Linked DNA regions of Homo sapiens: region 2 is linked to region 1. Evidence: read pairs that join two places in POLR2A ChIA-PET (ENCODE). Cell type or tissue: Panc1. All regions are shown on one strand. Each heading gives the region's core, and the rest is flanking DNA. Links, peaks and the distances in the headings are about the cores only.

Region 1 (5,382 bases), core at 168-5,167:
CATAGGAGTCGCCTCTGCACCAACCCCAAGTAAGTATGCCTTGACCTCCTTCCTCACAAACGACTGATTTCCATGCCATGAACCCTCCAAGCAGTATGCCTGTGTCTCAGCTCTTTTTTTTTTTTTTTTTTTTTGAGATGGAGTCTCGCTCTGTCACCCAGGCTGGAGTGCAGTGGTGTGATCTTGGCTCACTGCAACCTCCGCCTCCCGGATTCAAGCTATTCTCCTGCCTCAGCCTCCCAAGTAGCTGGGACTATAGGTGCCACCACCACGCCCTCCTAATTTTTGTATTTCTAGTAGAGACACGGTTTTACCATGTTGGTCAGGCTGGTCTCGAACTCCTGACCTTAGGTAATCCACCCGCCGTGACCTCCCAAAGTGCTGGGATTACAGGTATGAGCCATCGCGCCCGGCCTCAGCTCTTAATAGCAAGCCTGTACTGTACATATAATCGTAAGAAGCACTGAATAGGAAAGGTATTTCACTCAAGCATTTCTTAATTACCTCTCTGTGCTATAACTTAAGATGCTTATAACTACCTGACCACAGCAAAAAAATAACAGCAGCAACAGTGATATTCAGGAATTGAATTTTAACCACATTTACTTGACATACCAAGGATCTGCTTAAAACAAATAAATAAATCATAAGAAAAGTGTATAGAATACAAATAAATAAGATCAGTAAGAACAATGGTTTTACGTGGAAAAAAGCAAATTTGGGGGTTTTCCATCAAATATATTTACCTTCACAACAGGAGGTTTAACTGCCAGCTTCTGTAAGAAGTAAGAATGAATGTGAGAAGCATCACCAGTGTGCGGAAGTGAAGAGGCTTTAATTTTTAATTTTTTAAATTTAACTTTTATTTCAAGTTCAGGGGTAGAGTATAGGTTTGTTACATAAGCAAACTTGTGTCACGGGTGTGTGTTGTGCAGATTATTTCATCGCCCAGGTATTAAACCTAGTATTCATTAGTTATTTTTTGCAGTCCTCTCCTTCCTCCCACCCTCCACCTTCCAACAGGCCACAGTGTGTATTGTTTCCCTTTATATGTCCATGTGTTCTCATCATTCAGCTCTCACTTATAAGTGAGAACATGCGGTATTTGGTTTTCTGTCCCTGCGTTAGCTTATTAAGGATAAAGGTCTCCAGGCTCCATCCATGTTCCTGCAAACAACATGATCTCTTCCTTTTTTATGGCTGCATGGTATTCCATGGTGTGTATGTACCACATTTTCATTATCTGGTCTAACATTGATGGGCGTTTAGGTTGACTCCATGTCTTCGCTATTGTGAAGGTGCTGCACAATGAACATTCATGTGCGTGTGTCTTTATGGTAGAATGATTTATATTCCTTTGGATATATACTCAGTAATGGGATTGCTGGGTCAAATGATATTTCTTTTTGTAGGTTTTTGAGTAATTGCCACACTGTCTTCCACAATGGTTGAATTAACTTACACTCCTACCAAAGTGTATAAGTGTTCCTTTTCCTCCATAACCTCGCCAGCACCTGTTATCTTTTAGCATTTTAATAGTAGCCATTCTGACTGGTGTTTTTCACATCTCCCTTTGCCCTTAAGCTTGTTTAAGATGTGTCACTTGGCTTGTTGTTTCAGTCCCATCTTTAAAGCATGAGCTCACCTCACCCCCTACGCCACGCTGTACCCCTTGCGCTGCCCGCATTACCAGTGTGTACATGCAAATTCTCTGGGGTGAGCTGTCAGTGCCAACCAGCAAAGGTGACTGGTTCTTTAGTCTTGGTCTTTGGGTCCTGGCCTTGTCACCAGAAGACTGGTGGTGGAAAGAAATTTTGGTCTTGAAAGCAAAGTCATTGAACTTCCCTCTGAGTTCCACATTCTCTCAAATGTGCTATCCTGGGAAAGTGTGGTCCTCCTCAATCAGCCCCTCCCTGTGCAGGGTGAGGACAGCCCTGCCCACCCTGCCTCACCACTGCAGAGGCACTGGGCCCAGAGAGGAGCAAAGACAGGCCAGCCTGCCCTGCTGCTCTTGTAAAGGATTCACTCAATAGAAAAGGGAGTGCAACCTTACCATTCGTGTGTAAGAATGTGTTCTAGACCACTTAGAAATCCACTTTTCCAGCTGGGCGTGGTGGCTTCTACCTGTAATCCCAGTACTTTGGGAGGTTGAGGTGCACGGACAACAGGGTCAAGAGATCAAGACCATCCTAGCCAACATGGTGAAACCTCGTCTTTACTAAAAATACAAAAATTAGCTGGGTGTGGTGGCGTGTGCCTATAGTCCCAGCTACTCGAGAGGCTGAGGCAGGAGAATCACTTGAACCCAGGAGACAGCGGTTGCAGCGAGCCGAGATCACACTACTACACTCCAGCCTGGGTGACAGAGCGAGACTCCATCTCAAAAAAAAAAAAAAAAAAAGAATCCACTTTTTTCCTAATTACCCATTCTAACACTCTTAGCTTCATCTCTCCAATAAGCCTAATTTTAAAGAATTTAGTAGCTACTAAAATATAAAAATTCTAACTTCAAAATACACATTCCAGGCCATCGCATGGAGGGAAGTTCTGTGAGGGCTCCACTCGCACTCTGAAGCTCTGCAACAGTCAGAAATGTCCCCGGGACAGTGTTGACTTCCGTGCTGCTCAGTGTGCCGAGCACAACAGCAGACGATTCAGAGGGCGGCACTACAAGTGGAAGCCTTACACTCAAGTAGAAGGTAAATCTCAAACTGCTTTCGGGTAATAGCCTCATGCTTTACTACCTTTACTTTTTAAAGAAGTACATGATTGAGAGTGTGGTGCACAAATAAACCAGACGTCGCTCTGGGAGGTGAGGGTCGCATATTCTCTTCTGGAGGTTAGTTTTATTTTGCCAGCCCCACCATCACGACCTCTTATCTAAACTTCACCAGCGGTGAGGTCAGAAATCAACACACCAGATAGAAAGCGTGTGCATAATACAATGAAACTCATCAAAGAAGTGATAAAAAACACAAAGTAGATCCTGCATGGAAATTGAATCAGTATGTTTTTGAATTAAGAATTACAGTAGTTGTTGCTATAAGCAAGTTACCCATTGAATACTTATAATTGTCAAAGAATGAAAAAGAAATTTCAGTATATTTTAGAAAATGGAACAATTTTGAAGCATAGTATGTTCAGAAAGTCTTGATCTATAACTATACACCAAGAAGTTTATTTGTGGCATGTATAAGACTTTACTCCCCAGTGGGAAAGAAATAAGTGTTGTTTTCATGATTAAAATAACTTAAAGTCAGTAGCTCAAGTGGCATAATTAAGGAGAAATTCAAAGAAAACCTAATCATCTCATTGCTTGAAACTGGGAACATTGCCCGAAAAAATGACAGAAGCCCTTTGGATGTACATAAGTGGGACGTCCCATCTGACATTCCCATTCATCATCTCAGTGCATACAGTGTTTTCACAGTGTCAGGTTCATGCAGTTAGAAAATTCTGAAAGGAAATTACAAGCAATTTCCCGGAAGCATGTTTGGTTGTCCCTTTACTCCTAAATCTGTACAAATGTAGCCAGTATGATACAGGCCACTAGGGAGGAGAGAAAGGTAGAATGAACTTTGAAACCGTGGTTCAAAAATGTGTGTGTATTCCTCCTGACTGCCAATCTTCAGTGAATAAGCTCATTAATCATGGAAGCACACAGTAATCATGGACGCACACACTAAATTTGATTCTTAGAATTATTCAGTTGGGCCTCTTATCTTGAATGATAAGGAAAATATCTGTAGATGAGTCTCAGGCCTATAAAAATTTCTAAGACAGATGAAATTTTCATCATTAATTGTCCCTCCCCTTTTTTTTTTACCAAGAAGAGAACAAAAGGGGCAAAATGGTTTGAAAAAAAGTTCATATTAAATATAAACCAAAAACCTTGAAATGGATTATTTAGGAAGGAAGTAAACTTCCTATTTCTCTAGGTACCAATATTTTAAAACAGTTTATTGTATTTGTGGAAAACATTGTTCTCGAGACTTCATCTAAGTTATTCCTTTTATTAGTTTAATTTTTATGTATTTTACCAAATGCGTTAAGAAATTCAGTGATGTTTTTGATTCTTTTATTACATTTTATCTGTAAGAATTTTGTGTGTTACTACAAAATGGCAGTTTTTTTTTTTGGATTTCTACAAGATAGTAGTTAATGATACTAGTGAAATAGTAAAGCATTAATGTTGTAGCCAACAAATATTTATTGAATGCCTACTATGTGCCAAACACTGTATAAAAATCAAAGGTCTTAAAGGACACTGTAGAGTAAAATTTAACATTGAAGCAATAAATAAATTTAAAGAAACAAAACAAAACATAATGAGGCAACCATTAAAAATGCCATTGTAATGTATTATTGTGTGGGAGTTATTTTATGGGGGAAGAAAGAAAGTCTATCTAAAATTCAGAGCAAAAATGATCAGAGCTTAAGTATTTTTCTTATTTGTGTTTGTGTGTGTATTTCTTTTTAAGATCAGGACTTATGCAAACTCTACTGTATCGCAGAAGGATTTGATTTCTTCTTTTCTTTGTCAAATAAAGTCAAAGATGGGACTCCATGCTCGGAGGATAGCCGTAATGTTTGTATAGATGGGATATGTGAGGTAATCATGATCCTTCATTCATTCAACAAATGATTCCGGACAGTCTGCTTTGTGTCAAGCATCCTGTAGAGGCTAGAAAGACTGGACATATGAGACAAGCCTTTCCCTCTAAGTTGCAGCCCAGTGGGGAGAAAGCCAGAAGAACACATTGATGACATGCTGCTTTGCTGCAGTGGAAGTGTGTGCAGAGCATAAGGAGAGGGAGGGGCCCGTTCTGTCTTAGATATGGGTCTGGGACATTCGTGGGGCTCCTAGGAGAAGGGAACATCCACATCCAAGCTAGATCTGAAAGGGTGAGTTGGAAGAGGGATGTCAGGAAAATAGAGAGGGGACGTGGTGGTGCCAGATGCATGGGTTGCTAGCCACTGATTCAGTCATCAGAACGCCCAGAGGGAAAGTGGGGGACTGGGGGATGCTGTGGGAAGGGTTGGGGTAAGAAGAGGGTCTCCAAGGCCGACTCCAAGGCTGGATAAGGAGTTGGGATTTTTATCCTGTGTCCATGTAGATAGAGCAGGCATTGAGTCTGGGAACAGTGGAGCCACAGGATTTGGTTGCGGTTTGTGGGCAGTAGTGTGGAGAGTCAGTGAAGCAGGGGTGGGTGAGAGCCTGGGCCACTTCGCAGCTCGGACAGAGGCCTCAGCAACATAGAGCAGCTACACTTTCACTGAGGAGGGCGGGCAGACAGGGATGCAGGAGACAAGCTGGGGAAGTGTTGGTGGCTAAAGGAACTTAAGTGACTGATGTTACCCTTACCCTGATTGGCAGAGGGA
Region 2 (5,382 bases), core at 234-5,233, 70 kb after region 1:
AAGAACCAACACCACAGAGATGTAATTCCAAGAATCCTGTAACCAGCAAAACACACTGTGGAAGACTCAGTAAGGGAAAGATCCGGTTTCTTTAACAAATACATTGAACATAAAAATAAAATTTAAGGTAAAGCCTAAAGACTAAAAGAGAAGATGTGAATCTGTTGCACAATCTGGACTTTATTAGGATCCTCAAACAAACATATTAAATTATGATATTGATGACACAGCTGGGAATTGGAACACTAGCCCTTCAGGGATGTTAACGAATCATTAATGCTCTAGATGTTATGGTGATATTACGGTTATGTTTTAAAAAATCCTTATTTTTTAGAGATGCATATTGAGATATTTTCATGTCTGGAATCACCTTCAAAACGCTGTAGGGGTTGGGGGCATACACTGAAAATTGTGAAGGCTGAGTGGACAGGAACCCAGAGGTGTTTTATTTTTTATATGTTTGAAATTTTGCATTTTTTAAAAAAGAAGAGAACAGACACACTGTGCCGAATAGGGTTCTTTCCAAGTCCACTGGAACCCAAAAGCCAGAGGAAGGGAAAGAATGACAGAGCATGAATCAGGATCAGGGAGGTGAGAAACAGCAGGCGCAGGGAGACTCCGGTAGGAATGCTCACCCAGGAAAGGTGGAACTGAAAATAACGGCACACACACGACCGTGGCTGGGAAATCGCGCCGCTGCCTCCACATCAGATGTGGGGCCGCTTCTATCAGAGTGATGGAGCCATCCCTCACCGAGGTCTCTTTGTCCCTGCCCAGCTGGTCCGTGGGGAACTGGAGTGCCTGCAGTCGGACGTGTGGCGGGGGTGCCCAGAGCCGCCCCGTGCAGTGCACACGGCGGGTGCACTATGACTCGGAGCCAGTCCCGGCCAGCCTGTGCCCTCAGCCTGCTCCCTCCAGCAGGCAGGCCTGCAACTCTCAGAGCTGCCCACCTGCATGGAGCGCCGGGCCCTGGGCAGAGGTAACCAGGGTGGGGTTGGCATGGGTGGCAGCAGGGCCCCTGCATGATCTGCTGTGTTGCACATGGCCCTCACTGGGTGCTTATCCTGACTGTTCTGTGCAGTGCTCACACACCTGTGGGAAGGGGTGGAGGAAGCGGGCAGTGGCCTGTAAGAGCACCAACCCCTCGGCCAGAGCGCAGCTGCTGCCCGACGCTGTCTGCACCTCCGAGCCCAAGCCCAGGATGCATGAAGCCTGTCTGCTTCAGCGCTGCCACAAGCCCAAGAAGCTGCAGTGGCTGGTGTCCGCCTGGTCCCAGGTAGGTGCACTGGTCTCGCGGGAGCGAGGTTGACTAGCTCTCCCCTCGGGACTGCCTCTTCTCTCCTGGTTTTTCTCTTCTCACTTCTCTCTCTTCTCCCCTTATATCTCTTCTTGGCTTCCTTGCACCTTCTCAGCTTCCAACAACTTCATGGGGTTGCTTAATCTCCTTTGGCTTCTGAATCGTGTCCTGGGAGCAAATCACACAGTGGCGTCCACGTCATCATCACTGGTCCAGCGTGGAGCAGAGGACGAGAGGGTTGAGGGGGTGTGAGCGTGAGAATAGGGGTTCACTCATCTCACTGACAGCGGGGCCCTGGAGACTCACCTAACTCCTGGGCAGGTGTAGCCACATTCCAGGAAATGCGCGGCTCCTGAAGAGCAGGAAGAACATGCGTTGCTTGGGAAGAAACAGTACCCATTTCCTGAGACAAGTTTCCGGGGGCAGCTGTTCTATTTGCGAAAGGAAACTCTCCTGTTAGTTTTGTTGAAATCGATCACCTGTTGCTGCAGGAGGCTGGGAAGCCGTTTCCTCTACACCATTCAGGAGCTGTCCTGGAGCCCTTCATCATGGGAATAACGTTGGAATCATGAGTTTGGAATACTGATGGTTTCATGACCAGCTTTGGACCAAGTGGTTCCAAAAGCACTTTGGAAATCTTACACCCCACAGAGTGGCAACAGCACCACCAGCCAAGCATGAACCTGTCTGAACGGGGTATTGAGAGATCACCGTAACCCAGAGCTGTGCCTCTGCATTGCCACAGCAGCTGTGGGAAGAAAGCTCCTCCCTGATCCCACGCTCCTCAGGGAGGGACCCGGATCTCATCAGGCACTGCGTTTTCTCCACCCTCGAACGATGGCTTCTTTGTTCAGATTGGTAGGAAGTGCCAAGCAAGGCATTGAATCCTGTTGAGACTCTGTTTCAGTTTGTTACTAAAAAATAAGAACACCCTTGCTCGCTTAAGTGAGCTTGCCATTGCTAACAATGCACTTCAGGTCCTCTTTCACCTGGAGGGTAGGAATGAGTGTCCCACAGAACTGAACGCACTGTCATTGGAAAAGACACATCCCTGGGTGCATATCCCTAGAGGCAGAGTCTACAGAAAATAAGCGATGTGGGCTGCATAATCTATGGGCTGTGTCCAGGTAGAAAGTCCTTGCCCTGAAATTTAATACATGCACACACATCCCACACCACACACACACACACACATCCTACACCACACACACACACACATCCCACACCACACACACACACACACATCCATCCCACACCACACACACACATCCCACACCACACACACACACACACATCCCACACCACACACACACACATCCCACACCACACACACACCCCACACCACACACACACATCCCACACCACACACACACACATATCCCACACCACACACACATCCCACACCAAACACACACACATCCACACCACACACACACATCCCACACCACACACACACAATCCCACACCACACACACAATCCCACACCACACACACACATCCCACACCACACACACACACATCCCACACCACACACACACATCCACACCACACACACACACATCCCACACCACACACACATCCCACACCACACACACACAATCCCACACCACACACACACACACATCCCACACCACACACACAACCCACACCACACACACACATCCACACCACACACACACACATCCCACACCACACACACACAATCCCACACCACACACACATCCCATACCACACACTCACACATCCCACACCATACACACACACACACACACACGTCAGAGCTTCTCTCTTAGGCCTGGATCAGCGAGCAACCAAGAGGAGTGTTCCAAGTCCTCTCCATCTTCGATCAGGATGCACAAAAAGCACACCTGTAAGCCTAAAGATGTGAGTGCAAGGTCAGGACCTGGGCAGGTGTTGCCACCTGGGCTCCTCTGCTGGGGAACCTGGGGACACTTCAGCCAGAGGTCCACTGGAGCTGCACAGCATCGTCCGCTCTACCCCAGCAGGAGACAGCAACGCCAGGGGCCGGGACCTCTGTCCCAGAGACCCTCCGCGCCCAGTCTGTGGTGGGACAGTGTGCCTTGCTCCTGTGTGTTCTCCCTGCAAGTGGGGGCTGCAGCCTCCTGCCTGGCCTGCTCGTTTGCACAGGGCACCTCTGCACAAGCCAGGGTGTCTGCAACTGGAGCAGCTCAAGCTTAGAGCCTGCCTTAGTGGAGAGCTAAGGGACGTGCTCTCCACGCACGCTTCCTTTCCTCGCAGGCAGCACTCAGATGCCTAGGGAAGATTGTGAGCCCTGAGTTTCTTCTACCTGCCCCAGCTTTAGGGGCCAACATCACTGCATTTGCGTGGGTTAATCCATGGACCCGTGGTAGTTACCACATGTACTTATGTATTAAGTTTCAGTATGCTTCGATATCAGTGACAGCCCAACATTTTAATTTTCCAGTGAAACGGTAGCTTTAGAATTACTCCCTTCATGGTTTCTGACTGCCCTGCCCCTACTTATGCCCCATGATGCTGTGCCACTGACTTCAAGTTCCTCTTATTTTTAATGATAGATTCTATAATGTCTCTTAAAAATGCTAAGGTCCAATAATTTTCACTGAATGTTCACACTTATATAAATGTTCAAGCAGATATCTCTGATATTTTAACCCACAGATTTTGCAAAAAAAGAGATTTTTTTCACTGACTTCTTTTGTTCTCTTCTTTTTAGTGCTCTGTGACATGTGAAAGAGGAACACAGAAAAGATTCTTAAAATGTGCTGAAAAGTATGTTTCTGGAAAGTATCGAGAGCTGGCCTCAAAGAAGTGCTCACATTTGCCGAAGCCCAGCCTGGAGCTGGAACGTGCCTGCGCCCCGCTTCCATGCCCCAGGCACCCCCCATTTGCTGCTGCGGGACCCTCGAGGGGCAGCTGGTTTGCCTCACCCTGGTCTCAGGTAGGGGAGGCCCTCGGTTCCTGGAGAGTGGGCGAGCACAGCTTGGCCTGGGGTTGGCCGCTGGCTCCCGGGGATGCTTCTGCGAGGGTGTTTTCCCCAAAGCTGGCCAAGCTACTGCATGAGGTTTTCTTTCCAGAGCATGTGCGGGTGGCCTGGTTCCTGGGTGTGGGTGTGGCTTTCTGAGGATGGTCTCCAAGTGTTGCTGAATCTTTTAGGGCACATATGTTTTCCTCTAAATGTCACCCAATTAAGTATAAGGAAATGCAATGCCTTGGGTAAAATCTGGGCTGAATTCCCCAGAGATGAGTGTGAACAGGAAAGGAATGCGAGCCCTGGGATAAATAGGTGGTTGTTCTTTTCAGCCCACCCTCAGCCCTCACTGTTTCCTGATCGGGTCGCTAGCAGCCTCATGCCCACCATGGAGCGGGGGTTCCTTCCTCGGGGTCTTTGTTCCTGTGTTTCTCCTCGTCTGTGCCCGCGCCTCCCACCACCCCTGCGATGCTGCTGGCATTTCTGCTTTCGGGTCGGGGTGGGCCCAGACCCCTTAGGAGTTCCGAAGGCTGACACTCGGTTCTCTGCAGCACACTGCAAGCGTGTGCACTGGCTTGTGGCTGCCCGGTAGAGAGGCGCTTCATCTGGTCTCCTTTTCCCATCTCTTGGCTGGGAGAGTGAGCCTCTTTCTAATTTACACAGAGGCCCTCTGCCTGCTGCAGAGGCCCTGGCTCTGATTCTCTCCTTTTGGAGAGATGGAGGTGGAAGGAAGCAGGCGGAAGGGAATAGGAGTGACTGCGTGTGGCAACAGCCCCTACATGTGCTCTCTCACTGTCTCGCCCATCTCCATGTGGGTCCCTAACTGGGTGCCACAGTGGAATGGACAGGAATAAGTGCAGGGACAACAGCTAGCCACCGTGGAGAGCCCTGTGTGCTGGCGCTGCTCTGAGTCAATTCCTTTCTCTCTCCTATTAGCCCTCTAAGGGGGTAACCTTATCATCCCTATTTCACAGATGAGGCAACTGAGGCACAGAGTCAGCTCCCACAGCGCTAGTGAGAGGCACAAGCTCACCTGCTCGATGGGGTCCACACGTGTCATTTGGCTTTGGAGAATAGTCACTGCACTGGGGTCCTTGGGTCCTAGACATGGTCC

What was found. Peaks named below come from ENCODE experiments on the same cell type or tissue, not always from the same donor. Only the 100,000 strongest peaks of a DNase experiment are listed, where the experiment ranks them.
Region 2: POLR2A ChIA-PET joins it to region 1 with 13 read pairs; 2 of 35 experiments call an interaction of 5 or more read pairs at or near these places.

What each region holds. Positions count from the first base shown.
Region 1 is chr5:5,232,488-5,237,869 of GRCh38, forward strand. ADAMTS16 (ADAM metallopeptidase with thrombospondin type 1 motif 16) reads left to right here. Exons shown (of 23, transcript NM_139056.4): 12 at 1-29; 13 at 2,527-2,699; 14 at 4,482-4,612. Among named protein-coding and RNA genes, the nearest start is that of ADAMTS16-AS1, 59 kb to the left of the region's middle. In Panc1, for the core only: no CTCF peak of the experiment used is centred there; no DNase peak of the experiment used is centred there.
Region 2 is chr5:5,302,491-5,307,872 of GRCh38, forward strand. ADAMTS16 (ADAM metallopeptidase with thrombospondin type 1 motif 16) reads left to right here. Exons shown (of 23, transcript NM_139056.4): 19 at 778-979; 20 at 1,082-1,276; 21 at 4,014-4,238. The region is part of intron 4 of LOC101929200 (a long non-coding RNA gene); the gene reads right to left. Among named protein-coding and RNA genes, the nearest start is that of ICE1, 120 kb to the right of the region's middle. In Panc1, for the core only: no CTCF peak of the experiment used is centred there; a DNase peak (open chromatin) is centred at 2,261.